Regions from separate parts of the Mus musculus genome. Here region 2 is linked to region 1. The links are chromatin loops, found by intact Hi-C in ENCODE. Cell type or tissue: heart. All regions are shown on one strand.

The links. A loop is a pair of places that touch in the nucleus more often than their neighbours do. Peaks named below come from ENCODE experiments on the same cell type or tissue, not always from the same donor. Only the 100,000 strongest peaks of a DNase experiment are listed, where the experiment ranks them.
Region 2: a loop joins it to region 1, with 2.7 times the contacts of the local background. A loop is called at or near these places in 11 of 42 quality-filtered maps.

Annotation. Positions count from the first base shown.
Region 1 is chr9:63,701,998-63,709,997 of GRCm38, forward strand. All of the region lies in intron 1 of Smad3 (SMAD family member 3), which reads right to left. Among named protein-coding and RNA genes, the nearest start is that of Gm51710, 26 kb to the right of the region's middle. In heart, a CTCF peak has its summit at 7,460 (motif pointing left); DNase peaks (open chromatin) are centred at 734, 3,124, 4,534 and 5,904; H3K4me3 peaks cover 389 bases; H3K27ac peaks cover 3,610 bases.
Region 2 is chr9:63,646,374-63,654,373 of GRCm38, forward strand. It overlaps Smad3 (SMAD family member 3), which reads right to left. Exons shown (of 9, transcript NM_016769.4): 8 at 6,108-6,252; 9 at 394-4,012. The coding sequence ends at 3,889. Among named protein-coding and RNA genes, the nearest start is that of Aagab, 48 kb to the left of the region's middle. In heart, a CTCF peak has its summit at 3,982 (motif pointing right); DNase peaks (open chromatin) are centred at 3,978, 4,688, 5,448, 7,532 and 1 weaker place.

The sequences.
Region 1 (8,000 bases):
CACACACACACACACACACACACACACACACACACACACACACACACACGCCAGTGCCACACCACCACTGGAGCCAGCCACACTATCCACAAGCTGAGGGAGATCTATTTCCTGAGGGCCTACTGTGTGCCAGAAATTGCTTAAAGTTTTGAGTGACAGCCATGGATAAGACTGGAAAAAAGTCATCTTTAGGGAGTGGCCATTTAACACAGAATGACAAATTATAGTATTTTCATGGCTGACACAGGTTGACCGTCTGGAGCCCAGAAGTCTGGGGTCCGGACACAGTGTCTTGGATACACCCCACCACTCGAGAGGAAATGAGGGGCAGGAATCACAATTCATGCTCCAATCTCCTGACGTGTAAAGAAGGCTTCAAGAACATCTGGCTTGACACCCCTTGACAAGATGGAACTAAGCTCCCAAAAGGCCTCGAAGGTTACCTGTACTCACTCTAAGGAAGTGACATAAACTCTGACACCAGAGCACCAGCACGCACAGAGCTAAAATGAGGAAAGACGAAACCCAAACAGCAGCCCAGGGACTCGCAGCTGTCCATCAAAGACTGTTTCCCAGGGACGAACGCCCCCACACGCTGGCCCTGCCAAGACAGATAACTCTTAGTCAAGCAAGTTGCTTAACTGGGCCTGTGTGTGGGTTCCCAGGCCGTGGTCCCACCCTGTGGGAACCCAGCATGTGGGGCTCCCACTTAAGTGAGCGGCTGGAATCAATCGCCCCTCGGCCGCAGCTCTTGCCCACAAGTTGCTCTTCTGGTCAACGCGCTTGAGCTGAGCGGTGACCTAAGCCAGCCCAAATCGGCTCGGCAGCAGCCTCTGTCATCCTGCTTCAGTGAGCACAAGGCTCACATTTCAGACCATTTGCTCCCTTGGGCATGGCTCAGAGGACTCAGCTGTCTTTAAAAAAATGCTTTTCATATTTCAAATCAAAAATAAATACCACGCACTCTGGAAGCAAGCCATCACAGATGTCTGCTGAACTATAAAAGTGAAAGGGGCCGAGAAGGCTGAGAAAGTGGTGGGTCATGTTCCCCTGCGCTGACTGCCTCCGTCTACAACGGGATGGAAGAGCAGGACTGAAGCTCAGGTCACAGGCTCGTGTCTGGTGTGACCAATGACAATAAAGGGGGGGGGGCACATATTCGTACTAGTTGAGGAAAGCATGTGCCCTTTGGGCTTATCCAGAAATGCCACCTCACAGAAGGTTCCTGCAAACACAGTGGGAAAAAGAGTAGGTGGCTGGCACAGGAGCTCGTGGGCTCAGGTGCATCTAACAGAAGGGGGGGAGGTCTAGCATCAGGGGCTGGGTCAGCAAGTTGCACAGAGGTGTGCCCAGTTATCCATCCACAGACGTTCACCAAGTTTACTTCTGGTGACTCCTGACTTCCTTTATTCTGCCCTTCTGCCCTCTTGGCTTCCCTAGTAGGTGCCCACAAGAGCATGGTGACATGCATTCTGGGAAATGCTTGGCTAGGTGACTTACACTCAGTTACTGCCACACTGCATTCTCTTCTATGTCAGGGCGGGGGTTTGGGGGTGCTGTGCACATATATGGTATAGCCTCTGACTCCTGAGGCTACAATGAGCAAATCAACCAGAGATTACATCATACACAGGAGAAAATGACAAAGCCAAGAGATGCATAAACACAGGGTATCGGACTCCGTCAGCACAGTGTGGCATCGTCTGTGGGCACCGTTTGGCTCTCCAGTGCACCTCAGTGAAAAAGCTTGTGGTCTGATTTGTAATCATGGCTTGATTGGTGTTTCAGATACTTGCTGGTCTGTGGAAGCCAGCATCCCTGTTCCCAAACCTCACAAATGAGGCTCCAAATCATTAGGAAGTATGTTCTAAAATAATAAAAATATAATAAATATGTAAACCGGTAGAACACTATTATTCTCTGGGTAGGATTGTATGTGCTCTGTTTTTATTCTACAGGCATGAGACTCAGGTGTTTCCACATCTATATCACCTGACATGTGTGTGTGTGCTCGAGAGTGTGCTATGACAGCCATAACATAACCAATGATGGGACTTCTTTTCAGCTCCATTATAATCTTTGAGGACAGCTGTTATGCATACAGCTTCTCCTTAGCCAAACATCATGATGTAGCACACGAGGGTAAATTCACAGTACCTGTGCTTTGCAGTGGTCGACTCCTGGTTTGACTTGTCCCTCAGCTTCTTGCTAGTCAGTGGGAGCCAGCCATCTCAATTTCCAGACTTCCAAGATGAAGTTTCTGGCTCTTTAAGGCCAGGCTTGGGTTCCCACCTTTGTCAAAGTCAGGGTCATCTGGCTACCAGCCTTCCCGGCTGCCCTTGGACGTCTGCCCAGCTCTTCAGATGCCTTCACTTGGGCATACAGTAGTGAGGGGTTCAAGGCCACATGAAAGCTGAAATCATATGCAGAACTTCACACTTTCTATTTCAGCAGACACAGGCAAGGCTCTCAATCTATGGGACCTGCTTGCTGACCGGCATAGCCTATCCAGGGGGTGTGACTGGGTATAAAGGTATCTTACACTCCCAAGGACAGAGAAGTCCCTTTCTTTTCTGGAAATATTCCCAAAATGTACCATCTAATCTCTTCTCAAAGATTTCATTTTCTCTGAAGGTACTAGATTCTTAGATTCTCTCTCCCTTTCCTCTCTCTCTCCTCTCTCTGTCCCCGTCTCTCCTCTCTCCCCTCTCTTCCTCTCGCCCCCTAGTCATTGTGTGTGTGCATACACACACATGTATATACCACACATGTGGTTCCTACTGGTGCATGTGTGTATACATGAGTACATGTATACATGAGTACGTGTATGCACATGTACACATGAGTATGGTGGGAGGCCAGAGGTCAACTCCAAGTGTTGTTACTCAGAAGCGACCCACCTTCTTTTTTAAACAGTTTCTGGGGCTGGAGAGATGGCTCCACAGTTATGAGCAATGGTGTTTTTCCAGAGAACCCAGGTTCAATTCTCAGTAGCTACTTATGACACTCCACAGTCTATATCTATTCCAGGATGTTCCCTTTAGGTATTGTGGGCAACAGACGTGTGTGTGTGTGTGTGTGTGTGTGTGTGTGTTTTAGAAAGGCTATTAGCTGTTGGAGGCCTTCCCTCAGTGGCAGCTGGGTGGCTGACAGCTTTTTGTGTCATTTCATTCACTAATGTTCTCAGCATAGATAAGAGCCTTTGGCCGGCCTCATTGTGGAGACTGAACTCAAGCCCTTATCCTGGGCCTTCACCAATGAAGCAATCTCCCAGCCTAGGGAAATAGATTGTCTGCCCATCTGTTTGTCTGTTTCAGAGACGATCAATCCTCTGTTCCTTGGGCTCAGGATAAAGTGAATGTTTTCCCTGCAGAGATCAACAAGTCTTGAGGCACCTGGCACCCTGGCACTCACTGATCCTGGCTTCATTCATTCATAGGACACGGCCTTTAAACAAAAAAGGTGAGAGCCTAACCAGCACTTCAGCTGTACCTGCAGTACACCTAAAAGCTGGGACAGGGGAGCACACATTCCTCTTTCCCAGGCTTGCTGGACACCAGAGGACATTCCTATCATACCTGTTCTCACGAGTGGTGGGACCTGCTAAGAGTCTGTCCACTCTAGCAGTCCAAGAGTCACCGCAGAAACATACTTAGCCCCATTCTTTAGGGACCTTCAATGTAAGTCCAACCTAATCACCCCAACTTTGGGATTCAGGGGCTAAGCACCTGCTGTGCACCAGATGTGGTGCCAGGACAGGACTGCTGGAATGGGGGAGGGGTGACGGCAGCACTGTCACACAGTTGCCCTGTGATGGGCCTTACAATATGCCAGGAGTGGGGGCTGATCTCTGAAACACATGATTTGGTCCTCAAAACCAATTCATGGGATTTGTCACCTGATTCAGGAATGAAAAAAAAAAAAAAAGATTTGTAGAATGCCAATGTCACAGCTGGCAGTCTTATGGCTTCCTCTTCACAGGGCAGGGTCTGGACAGAGAGCTACCCAACCCCCAAAGCCCTGTTCCCTCCCCAAAACTATCCTGACAGATCCTGGCTTAAAATCGAAGCTAGGAGCTACTCTCTCCATCCACTTACTTCTCTGGGGCTTAGTATTTTTCATCCCAGAACAGCAGATATTTAAGGAGACTTCCTCTGGTTTAGTCATAGATGTTTTAGGGAGACCTAAGGAAATCAGACGTCTTTCTGGTGACCTTAGAAGCTGAATGGACAAGGGCCTGCTGTCCTGCCTCCTTCGTGAATGCTCTCATCAGCATAAGAGAGCCTGAGTATAGCTGCCCCTGACTGAGCAGAGCTGCCCCTGTTCCAGCTCTCCCTCCCCACATACTCTCCCTCCTGCCCCTCTACAGCCCTTCACAGTTTCCAGGAGCTGCCCATCCAGGGCAAGGCAGGGACAAAAGAGAGCAGGGGACTAAAGTGTCCTCAGAGATGATAGGCAGGCTGGTGACTGGGGCCGGAAGTGCCAAGGGCCCTTGCTGGCAGCCAGCCTGCATCACAGGCTGACAGGAAACAGGAGAAGACAGCACTGAGGCCGCGTGGAAATCCCCACCGGGCTCCACGCCGGGGTTGTGACTCAGAGTCCTAGGCAGCCGGAGAGCTACCCTCCCACCCCAGCCCCCCAGGCAGGGTGGAGAAGAGGCCACAGGAAATAGGTCACTGTATCTGTGCACAAAGATGCAGGGGCCTGGCATCCACCAAGCTACAGATGCCAAGATGTGGGGCACTGACGAAGGGCATGGATTCAGGGACCCTGGGTCCCCCTGCAATCCTGAGACGTTCCTTTCTAAAGGGAGAGCTTCAGCAGCCGCCGCAGAGACCCACCCCTCTTTTAAAACCTGCTCTTCAGAGACTCAAGGAGTCCGTGAAGGATGGATCCTACCATCTACCCAGAGGCCAGACAACTCCACTCCACAGAGCTCAGCCCTCTCATTCCCCAGGATGGGCTAGCTGGCTCTTCAGGAGATCCCCCAAGAGACTGCCCAATGCAGTCACCATCCTAAGCAGGGACCTCTACCAGGTCTACCCTTCAGTCACAATGGCCGTGTGTTACAGAGGTCACATCTTTTGCTTCCAAAAAGGAAACAAACAGGATTCAAAAATAGAAACACTTTTTTGTTTAAAGGCCGTGTCCTATGAATGTTATGAGACTCAATGTCAAGGCAGGGGCTTGAGATACAAGAAATTCATCCCTTCTCCGATCCCCTCTGACACCCTAGGGAGCTCCAGGCCCTGGAAAGTGCCCAGTTCCTGACTGTGACATTGACATGATCAATTTCTTTGTCTTTATTTTTCTTCAAGATAGGGTCTCACTACACAGCCCTAGCCGGCCTAGAACTCACTGTGTACACCAAGCTAGCCTTAAACTCACAGAGATCCATCCACCTGCCTCTGCCTCTATCTCTGCCTCCGAAGCGCTTAGAAGAGACACATGTACCATCACACCTATAAAAATAAAACTAAAAGCTCAATATTGGACTGACAAGGTGGCTCAGTGGGTAAGGACACTTGCCCTGACTGTCGTCACCCAGTGGCCTCTAAGTAACGACATTCTTCTGGGTACCCTATGACATCAGCACCATTGCTCTGTCTCTCTGGCCAACCCGGAACTACTTCCACTCTGTCCTCCTGGACCTGACCTCAATCCCCCAAGACTCACAGTGTCTCCCTCATCTTTGACCTCTCCAGGAACTCTACATACATCCACCCAGCACCAGTCCAAGCTCCAAGTGATGGGTGCTGCACACACCTCTGCTGTGCCATGCACATCAGCAGGTATTGCACATGCCTGCACTGAGCCTTGCATATCAGTGCTGGCCTCAGAGAACACAGTAGTGAACTAGAGATAGGCCAGAGCTAACCTGGCAGGAGCCCCGGAGGTACTGCAACACTGGCAACAGGGCTGTGACATAAAGCCTGGCTCATGATGGCAGCACCCAGGCAGTAGGATGCTTGTGACTTTAAGACGATGTGTGCGGTACCCACACATGCAAAGCTGAGAGATCAAAATCTCAGCCAGATGTTGTCTTATTAGTTTGCTCTGAGATGGGGGTCTTATGTACAGAGATGAAGAGGCCCTGGAACCTGGAGACCTCTCACATGTGGTCAAGCTGGCTCTACACCTGGCAGCCAGCTGTTTCACAGCTGTATACCACACCCCACACCAGCTGCCTAGTGAAATGCAACTTGTCTGACCGGAACTCTGTTTGGTGCTTTTTGTGATTGTATTTGATTTCTTTTTCCACCCAAATCTTAGGTGAGCACACCGTGGGTAAGGGCTTGAGTCTGTTAATCCTAGATCTGCATGTCCTCATCATGGGCACTGCTTTGTTGGCAAACACCAAACCCAGAATGGCCATTTCTCAGCCAAAGGTACCTAGAGCCCTTATCTGACGGCGGTAGCGTGTACTGTGGTGAGAAATGACTCCACATGGGCTACACCCCACTGCCATGACCACAGCTGCTAGTGTACAGGGTGCTCTCCACGGTGGTTATGTAGCCAGCACCAGATCCTTGGCAGGAAAGTGTTCAGTACCCCACTGAAGCATGCTGAAGAAGATGTTCCAGAACCTTCCCTGGAAGACCCAAGCATAAATCCCCATCTGTGTACAATGCTCTTTGACACAAGGCTTCCTGTGTCCCAAACTGTCATCAAACTCAGGCATATATGGGCCCAAGGATGACCTTGAACTTCCGACTTTCCTCCTTCCGCCTCCTGAGTGCTGGGATTACAGACATGTGCCACTGTGCTGGACTTATGTGGCATTGGAGATGGACCCAGAGCTTTGTATGTGCTAGGCAGGAACTCTGCCAACCCAGCCTCACCCCTGCCTGCAGGATCACTTAAACAGGGTCCAGTGTATTTCCAGGTCCATGGATACTAATGCCAGATTTCCATAGAGAAAGTTCTCCCCCATGGCTTAGAGAGACCTTCCTTTAGGGACAGGAGATGCAGGCATAGAAACTCAGTCTTCCTCCCTTTCCCTCTCCCACTCTCTCTTTCTCTTCCCTCCCTCCCCCCTTCTCTGTTCCACCTGCTCAAAGCCCACCAGTGTGGCCTAGTGAGTGTGCAGGAAAGATGACATGGTGTGGGCTCAGAGTGCTGCTTGCGGGTGCGCTGTTGGGCCAGCAAGGTGGCTCAGAGGATGAAAGTGTTTTCCATCAAGTCTGAGTACTATCCCTAGGACTTACACGGTAGAAGGACAGGAAGAACCTATACCCACTCAGGTTGACCTCTGGCTTTCACAGATACACCTGCACACATTCACACACAGAGATAAACATAATGAAAAAGGTTGGGGCTTGGTTGGGTGTTTGTTTTTAGTGACAGATGAGCTGGGGAGACAACTCAGCAGTTAACAGCACTGAACTGCTCATGCAGAGGACATAGATTTGGTTCCCAGGACCCATACCAGGTGGCTCACATCCACCTGTACCACCAGCTCCCTAGGATCTGGTGCCCTCTTCTGGCCTCTGCAGGCACTGCATGCACATGATGACCATACCAACTAACAGATACAACACACAAGCACACACACTCACACACACACACACACACACACACATTTATTTTTAATGAATGAGTTGAACTTTTGAAAGCTAGGGTCCTGCTGGTTATCACAGCCAGCACTCTCTGACCTTCACAGTCTTATGTGAGGATAACCGGGGGTCATCACCCCCTGGAGGAGACCAGCATCGAGGAAAAATATCTAGCTTGAAGTCAAAAGATCCAGATCTGTCTGCTGCTGAGCCTTTTGACTGATGAGTGTCTATAAACACTGTGTCCTCAAAATGGACTATTATTTTACCCTGGGACCCCGTTAACCAGCCCAGCCATGGCCCCAGTTCCCAAAGGGTAGGCAGAGATGCATGGAGGAGACAGATGCCCATTTGAGTGGTAGGAGGACCCACGCAGACAGAACTGGGTGTAGTCCAAATTGGCTTCCTGGAGGAGGTGAGCCTGAGGATTCCCAGGGAGTTCAC
Region 2 (8,000 bases), 56 kb before region 1:
CCTGAGGTTGACATGCATTTCAGATCTCATTTTGAATTTGGAATTCAGAATGGCATCACAGGCACGACTTGTAATTTTTCTGTGTCTCTGGAAAGAGAGTGGCAATGTGAGACAGTGACAGCACGGCAGAGGACTGTGAGGGAAGGCCCTGCGGGGCAGGGGCTGGAGGCAGGGGAATAGCCTTGGTGTACAGGTGGAATGAACAGGGGCATTCCAGTATGTGTCTCTGACTAGCACCATATCTGGGGAACCCAGGGCGTCCTATAGGGTACCCTTGTTAAGGGCAGGTATTACTTCAGTGTTGTGGTATCAGCACCTGCTGAGCTCTGAAGCCCCCAGGACCTGCTGGGGTCCCCTTGTAAATCCCTTTCCCCAGAGACAGCAGCAGGGAATCAGACTGTGCTCCTGTCTCAGGAGCTTTACGGTGAAAAGTTTATTAGAAGGGCGTTTATAAGAAGAGGGGACACGGCTCTTTAACAATGGGGTACAATGCTGTAAGATACAAAAGTTAGAAAAATCTAAAACACTATAAATACATGCTTTTTACAAAGACACTAAAGGCCTGGCTGGCTAAGGAGTGACAAGAACCTCAGCCTCCTAAACAAGAGTCCACACCAGCCCACTTGCCCTGGCAGCAGCAAAGGCTTCTGGGATAAAAGATGGCTCCAATTTCCATTTGAAGTTCCCACTTCCAGTAGGGAGGGCCTGTGGTGCATCAGACATACTGTTGAAGGGACTGGGCTTGACTAGGGCAGCCCGTTTGCACACGCCACCACTTGTTGACTTGTTGGCCCAGTCTACTCTAATGCTTGTGGATCTTGAGCCAAAAAAAGTCACTGCAGCCTCCACCAGTGTCTGGGACTGGCTGTGCCCCAGTTCTTCCAAGTCATTGTCCTCAGGAGAGAGACCTTTACAACTGTCCTAAAGAAATTAAATAGTTAGCCATTTGAATGGCTTTAAGGAATTGTTACATAAATACGAAAGCGGCAGAATGCTAAACATCAGTTCTGTGTTAACACAAGTAGCTGCAGGGACTGTTCAGGGCGATAGCCATGCATCCACATGTTCCCCCGTCTGCAATGCCACATCTTCATGGTTGACCCACATCCTGGTGTGTGGCTTTCTACCCACTGGGAAGGTGCTGTGAAGGCCGTTACTTAAAGGGGCCGGTAATGGAACACAAATGCCACACAAAGACAGGAGGAGCGAGCTCTAACCAGGTTCCTTCTAATGTAAAGCGCTCACGCATCTAGTCACACAGTAAGAATACAGTACAAAGCTAGAGCCTTCTCAGCCTCTCAAGGACTCAGAAATGGCAGCTTGGGGCTAAGAATGAAGTCAGATGTTTGCCTCTGCTCCAGACAACTCAGGCACATGCATGACTGCACAGGCTACTTAAAGAAAACTTTTCTGTGGTTTGAATAAAAACATCAGGCTCTGGAATACATCCCAGCTCTGAGAAGCAAGTTGGGGAAGATGAAGACCACTGCACTCCATAAGCACTGAGGCTTGATGCAATACATTTAGGGGAAAAAAAAAGCACACTCAGGTCAGTGGAGAAGTCTGCCAGCAGCCTTGCCCGCCTTGTGTCCTTCCCAAGAGAGGCCCTGCTCTCCAGTCTAGGCTTTCTTCAAAATGCCAGGTATCTCTACAGTTGGTCTGGAAGGTAGCCAGCTGCCATGGCAGGCCAGCACAGGACTCTAACCCACGTGGCTGGGGCTACCTGAACCAGCAGGAAGGAGGGGCAGCAGAGGAGAAGGGGTAAAGAGCCAACTTCTCAGGAGTGCTGAAGACAAAGGCCTCTGCCTGGGGGTCGGTGTCAGTGGGCACCCAGGGCTGGAACAGCACATGTAGTCAGGCCACACCCACTGCTGCACTGTCATCTTCTCGATCCTCAACTCCTCTTTAAAAGTAGAGATGCTGTTCATACGAAAAGGAGAACTGATTTGGGAGGGCACTTTGATTACACGTACCCAAATGACCTGTGTTCTCCATCATGGTGTGACCTTTCCTAGACTCCAAGCCTTTGACTCTCAGGGATGCCAAGAGTAGACCTGCCTAGAATTTTCTCCTACAGCATTCTCCAGCAACTGGCCAATAACATGAAGGGGTGTACTCCCACTGTGTGCCTCCAGAAGCCGCCATCTGCTCTGAGCAGTGCCGGTTCCCTCTACTTTCCAGTTGCAGCAGAATAGACTGTCCCTAGCCACCTGGAGGATAGCTGGGGAAGGGGCACAGGAAGCCCCTAGGAAACCGGACAGCAAGTGACATAAACCCCTGCTGATAACAGAGGACCATGAATGCTTCCCTAGGAGCCACAGCAGAGCGTTGGTGTGTTCTGACTCAGAGCATGCGTGACAGGCAGCCAGGCAGTTCCGAGGACTCGTGTGTCTGAAGCAGCAGTCCACAGACCATCTCAGGTACGGCACAATGTTCACGCCCATGGTCTGTGCCCTTTCAGAGAACCTGAGGGGTTCAGAATTGTATCAACGGAGACTCACACAGGCATCTGTGTCTCAAGGAGGATCAGCATGCCCAGCTGGAAATATGCCACAGGCTCCTGCAGGAGGGGCACCAGGATGTGCTCCAAGAGTCTGGGGGCATCAGAAGATTTATCACATTGGAGGGTACACTTTCTTCCCCTCTGTAGCAGGACAGGACTTCCATGGGAAATCCATGCAGAAACATGGGCTCGTCTTTTCACAACAGAAGCAGCAGCCAAGAAGCGAGTACCAGTTGCAGGTGGCGATCCTGTGTACCCTGTTCTAAAACAGCCAAGAAAGGGACTTTTTTCCAGTTGAAATAATTTACACTCGTTTTCTCTGTAATTGCCGCTGGGAACAGTGCTCATTACACAGTGTCACAGTTTGCTGTGGCAATCCTTTACCATAGCTAGGTAATCCTACATCCCAGGGTGAAGATGACAGAGCGCTCTGCACCAAGCCTGCAATTTTCCAAGGTGTAAAAAAATTTTAATAGCCCTTTTCATTTGCCCATGTCAGCCTGGGATGTCTTACCTCCTGGTGAATTGGCTTCTATAACTCTCAGCTTCCAAACCTCAGGGCAAGAAGCAGTGGCAGGGTCCATTGTGGTTTTCCAGCCAACATACGTACCCAGGATTGTTTTTTATCAAACAGAGGACATTTCAAAGAGCCTATGCTAGGTGAATTCATTGATGCAACTTGTCTCCATAAACCAACACAGCCTATACATCAGGGTTGTGGTGCCAGCTCCCAGAGATGCATTCATTCGGTGTGGTGCCACCTCACCCAGGACACATACTCCACGAGTGCCCTTGCTGCTTCCTGTGAACACTCTGAGACTGATGTGATATTAGGAACTGTACATCACCTATACGCTGACCTTCAGCGGATCCTTCCAAGGAAGAATGGGTTCTCCCCAGCTCTACCCTCCGGCGTGTTCCCGTCTCTCTGCATCCTAGGGGTAGGGGGGAGTACCTATGTAGGCCATCCAGTTTGACAGGTACACCCTCTCTGAGAGTGGTGGGACAGGGCATGCTCCATTACAACTTCTCCAAAGGTAAACTCCATACTCCAGCCATGGAGAAAGGCACTTTCCTTTTGGACTGTGACATCCCAGACCTCTGTCATTAAACAAGGAGTCAGGTGGCGATACACCACCTGTTAGTTCAAGCCACCAGAACAGAAGCCATCACTTGGCCTTCAGACAGGGGCACGTGTATGTAGCAGACACAGCTGTTCATAAATCCATCCCTGGGGTTTTCTTCTGTGGTCTCAGAAACAGGCTGGTGCCTTAGTTGAGTGGAATCGGTGTTCTTTGACAAGACCAAGTTGGATGGAGTTCTCTTCCAAGGTCATTTTCCCCAAGCCCGCCCTCCCCAACCCGCTCCCTTTACTCCTAGTGTCTCTAAGACACACTGGAACAGCGGATGCTCGGGGAACCCATCTGGGTGAGGACCTTGTCAAGCCACTGCAAGGGTCCATTCAGGTGTAGCTCAATCCAGCAGGGGGTGCTGGTCACTGTCTGTCTCCTGGAAGAAGAGGGAAGAGGTGAGAGATTAAAATGTTGAGGACACACACAAGTTGAGTTACCACACTGCTTTCTGCTACCCCGAGACAGAGATCTCTCTTTGTGCTAGATAGGTAAATAGTGCCTAGAGGTGGTACTAGCAAATGTGGCTGAACCAGACCAGTCCTCCTGGGAGGGCTTTGTGTAAGTCGGGTTCTGCTGGAGGGAGAGGACCTCAAAGATTTAAAGAAGGTCGGTTTCCAGGAACCGGGAGAAGCCCCCATGTAGAACCTCCTGCCTGAGTTAAGGTCTCCCTGGTTCCTAGCTTAGCCACTGGGTAGGTGCCTGCAGCCCCCTTCCAGATTTGGGCCAGCCCCGCAGCTGTCATGACATGCCTGTCTGATGGAGGGCGTTTTACAAAGCACTGACAGGGCCACATGCTTCAAGTCCCAGGGTGCTGCTATAATCCCATCTACGGCTTATTTTGGAAAATATTACCAGCAGAGCTAGCCGGGGAACAATTACTGGAAAAACCAAGGCACACCACACATTTCTTTTCCCTCAAAGCACTTTGTCTAAATTCAGACTGCTTGGTGACGCAGCTCACAGGCAAGCTCCCAGAAGCCTCCACCGAGCAAAGGCTATCTGCTGTGGCGACATACGGGTGCCAGCTGGAGGTGAGGCCTAGGCTGCAGGCCCGCTTACAGCTGCTTTAAAGAACCAGCCTGAAACCTTACTCTGTTTGGCCCACAATGCAGGAGGGCATGGCTGTTCTGGGAAGGGGCCGCACCCGCCACTAGGCTGCCTGCCGTGCTATGCTGCCAGGCGGCAGTGACGCAGTAAGCCGGGTAGGACGGGGTGTGCTGGCAGGGTTTCCTCCGTGGTGATACAGTGCCCTAGAGAGGGGCTTCTGCCAATCTTTGAAGATGGGCGGCCCTGGTGCTGTACCACTTTTGGGGCCATCATCCCGAGGCTAACCCTCCCTCAAGCCTCAAGTGCTTTGCTTGAACAGTTCGGGAGGTTCACAGCCTGGGCCCCCTGCCTGAAGGCAAGCAGGCCTCCCAGTTCTTTTCCTTCGGGGTTTGTGCGTTAAAGAATTAATTTTCTAACCTTTCACTCTGATTCCCTAAATGATCTAAATCCTGGGCTAAAAGGTTGGCTCAGGCATCTGCCCAGCCAGACCTTTGGGCCGGGTCACCACAGCATGGCTGGGAGTTATTCTGCAGTCTGAGCTGTTGGTGACCCTCCCTGGATCTCAGATTCAAAGGCCCAGGGTACTTTGCTCACTGGCACCATGGGGCATCCGTGAAAGAGCAACAGCTCTGAAACCTAGACAGCGAGGTTAGATTTTACAGACCTCCGTCCTCTGCTGAGAATCTGACTTTCCATAAGTCATGCTCATCGGGGTTTCATTACAAACGGTGGCCCGGAGCCAATATTGAAATGGGTTTGGCTGGGGTGCAGAATGACTGCAAAACAAAACCGATTCCAAACATCTGGAAAAATGAAGAGAAGGGGCGAGGAACTTGCAAGGCGCTGGCTGCAGCTGACGTGTGGGTACCTCTGTGCGGCTCCACTCTGGGGGCCAGGGAGGAGGCATGGAGCAGAAGGGCATGTGGCCCTGCCTCCCAGACCTCTCCTGTCCAGCATGGGAAAAGGAGACTGCCTTCTCATTAAACTGAGTCTAGACAGCCTGAGGGGCCTCAACCAAGCAGACCAGGTAGACCTTGCTATTACTGGTGCCATGTTTAAAGTGCTAACTGGCATTCTTTAAATGAAAATATATACATGAATTAGCTGTTCTCTATAAAACACTCAAATCTCCTTCCTTGTCAGGGAAGACAGTCATCCTGAGAATCCATCCCAAGGAAATTGAGGACACAGCAGCCCAGGAGAGGCCAAGTCTGGACCTGTCTTTTCCACCTGACTCTCCATAAGCTTTTAGCCTCCATATCTCTACAAGAATAATGCCAGCGTCCCCACAGTGGGCCTAGAAATGCTGATGGTGCTTGAGAGCTGCTGAGCACTAGACTAAGGCTGTGACGCTATCCTTGGCTGTCATGCCTTGCCTAGAGCTGGCTCCCTCTACCACCACTAAAGGCAGCTTAGGCACTGACCTGTACTCTGCTCCCCAGCCTTTGACGAAGCTCATACGGATGGTGCACATGCGCGTCAGCTGGTAGACAGCCTCAAAGCCCTGGTTGACAGACTGAGCTAGGAGGGCAGCAAATTCCTGGTTGTTGAAGATCTTCAGGTTGCAGCCTGCCAACCATAGACAAGTCAGATAAGCCAATCCCAGGACCACCCGAACAGTTGGATTCACACACCTCAAGTGGCATACTACGGTCCCACCCAGTGGCTATCTGCTCTGAGCTCATCACCATGCAAGGATAGGCCTTCTCTATTACTACACTTGATCTGCACACCCTTAGCAGGGAGATGCATGTGCAAGGGATGCTACAGGCCGGCCTATAGGAGCCACCTCCAGATGCTGGGATGCCAAGAAGGAAGCTTGGAAGTGGGCTCAGGTGATACAGGTATGGCCTGGAGAGGCTGAGGCAGAACCCTAGGCTTCAGAGAGGCAGGGCACCTGAGCTTGGTTTCCAATACCTTGTGTGGTAGCCACCTGGGGACAGGTGCTCCTGCATTGCTACAGTAGCAGGGCATATGGCAATGAGGTGGGCATGGGACCTGCTAACATAGGGATGCTCTGCAGAGGGTCAGAGCACCTTCCACCAGATAGCCCTGTCTCATGCTCGGGCTGGGGAAGATAGCTGGGTCACATGGTAGCCTCCGGATACAGGCTTGGTCTGAGGTGACATTAACAACAAAGTGTATCTAAATTCTCCATAGTATAGCTAGAGACAGGCACTAATAACACTGAAAATAAACCTGTTTGAAGTCTTGCTATCCAAGTGCCAGGATTGCATGACCCAGAAGATAAAGGCCAGAGTCCGTGTCCAGTAGCCGGTGGACTAGCAGAGACCCCATTTGCTGTGTGACTCTGTTCTGCTTCTCTTGACTCACCATCTCCTTTGGGGGTGGGGGAAGCTAGGCTTGGTTATCAGAGCCCTAACAGTCTCTGAGCTAACAGGACACTACCAGGGCCAGTTTAGCCGTCACCAGCTGTGAAGGTGGAGGGGGTAAGGCAGCAAGCTGAGAATATACCACCTAGCTTCCACCTCCACCCCTGCCTGCTCCTGGAGGAGGGAGGTAAAACAAAGCGTGGTCCATAAGCCCCTCTGGGACTGCAGCCTCAGCTGAGCCAACAGACTGAACACCAGGCTAGTCAGCCAGAGTCCTCCATGGCGCAGCCCTGCTTTGGCTTCCTCAAAACTCTGGGTCTTTTGAGAAGCTGCTCACTCTCAGAACTTCTCTCCCTAGCCTTTTCTTAGAGCCACAGGGATCGCTACAGTTGAGTGAACCCAGCGATGTGAATGTGCTTTGTAAATGAAACCACAGAAGCTGCCCAAACAAAGCTCTACTCCCAGCTGAGATTTTCTACAATCTGGCTGGCCCCGCCCACAGCCCACTGTCATCTTCTCAGCAGCAAAACGGTCGAGGAGCTACAATGTGTCCCAGGCAATAGCCGGCTGGACACAGGCCACATACTGTATGAGGAGTGCATTGGCTTTATGCCTTGGGAGTAGGGGAGTTCCAGCCTGGCAGTTCTCAGGGGTCCAGGGGACACCCCCAGAAAGACCTCGGCTCTACAGAATAAACCCAGAACTATCACACTGATCCAAGGCCTGAGCCCAGGATGCCTTTTAAATATCTCCTTGTCTTTTACATGGCTCCCCTATCCAGCACACCCAATGTCCCACCCTCGTCACACTGTCCTTTCCGGTACATGCCCTCGAAAACTTCACCCCACCATCTCCTGACACCTATCACCTCCAGGATACCTTTCCTGATCATCCCACAGGTAGATGGCCTTTCTCGCTATCAAGGCTGTTTGCCGGGGACTAATAGCTCTGGGTGTGTCACAACCACCCTGTGTCCATCTTAAA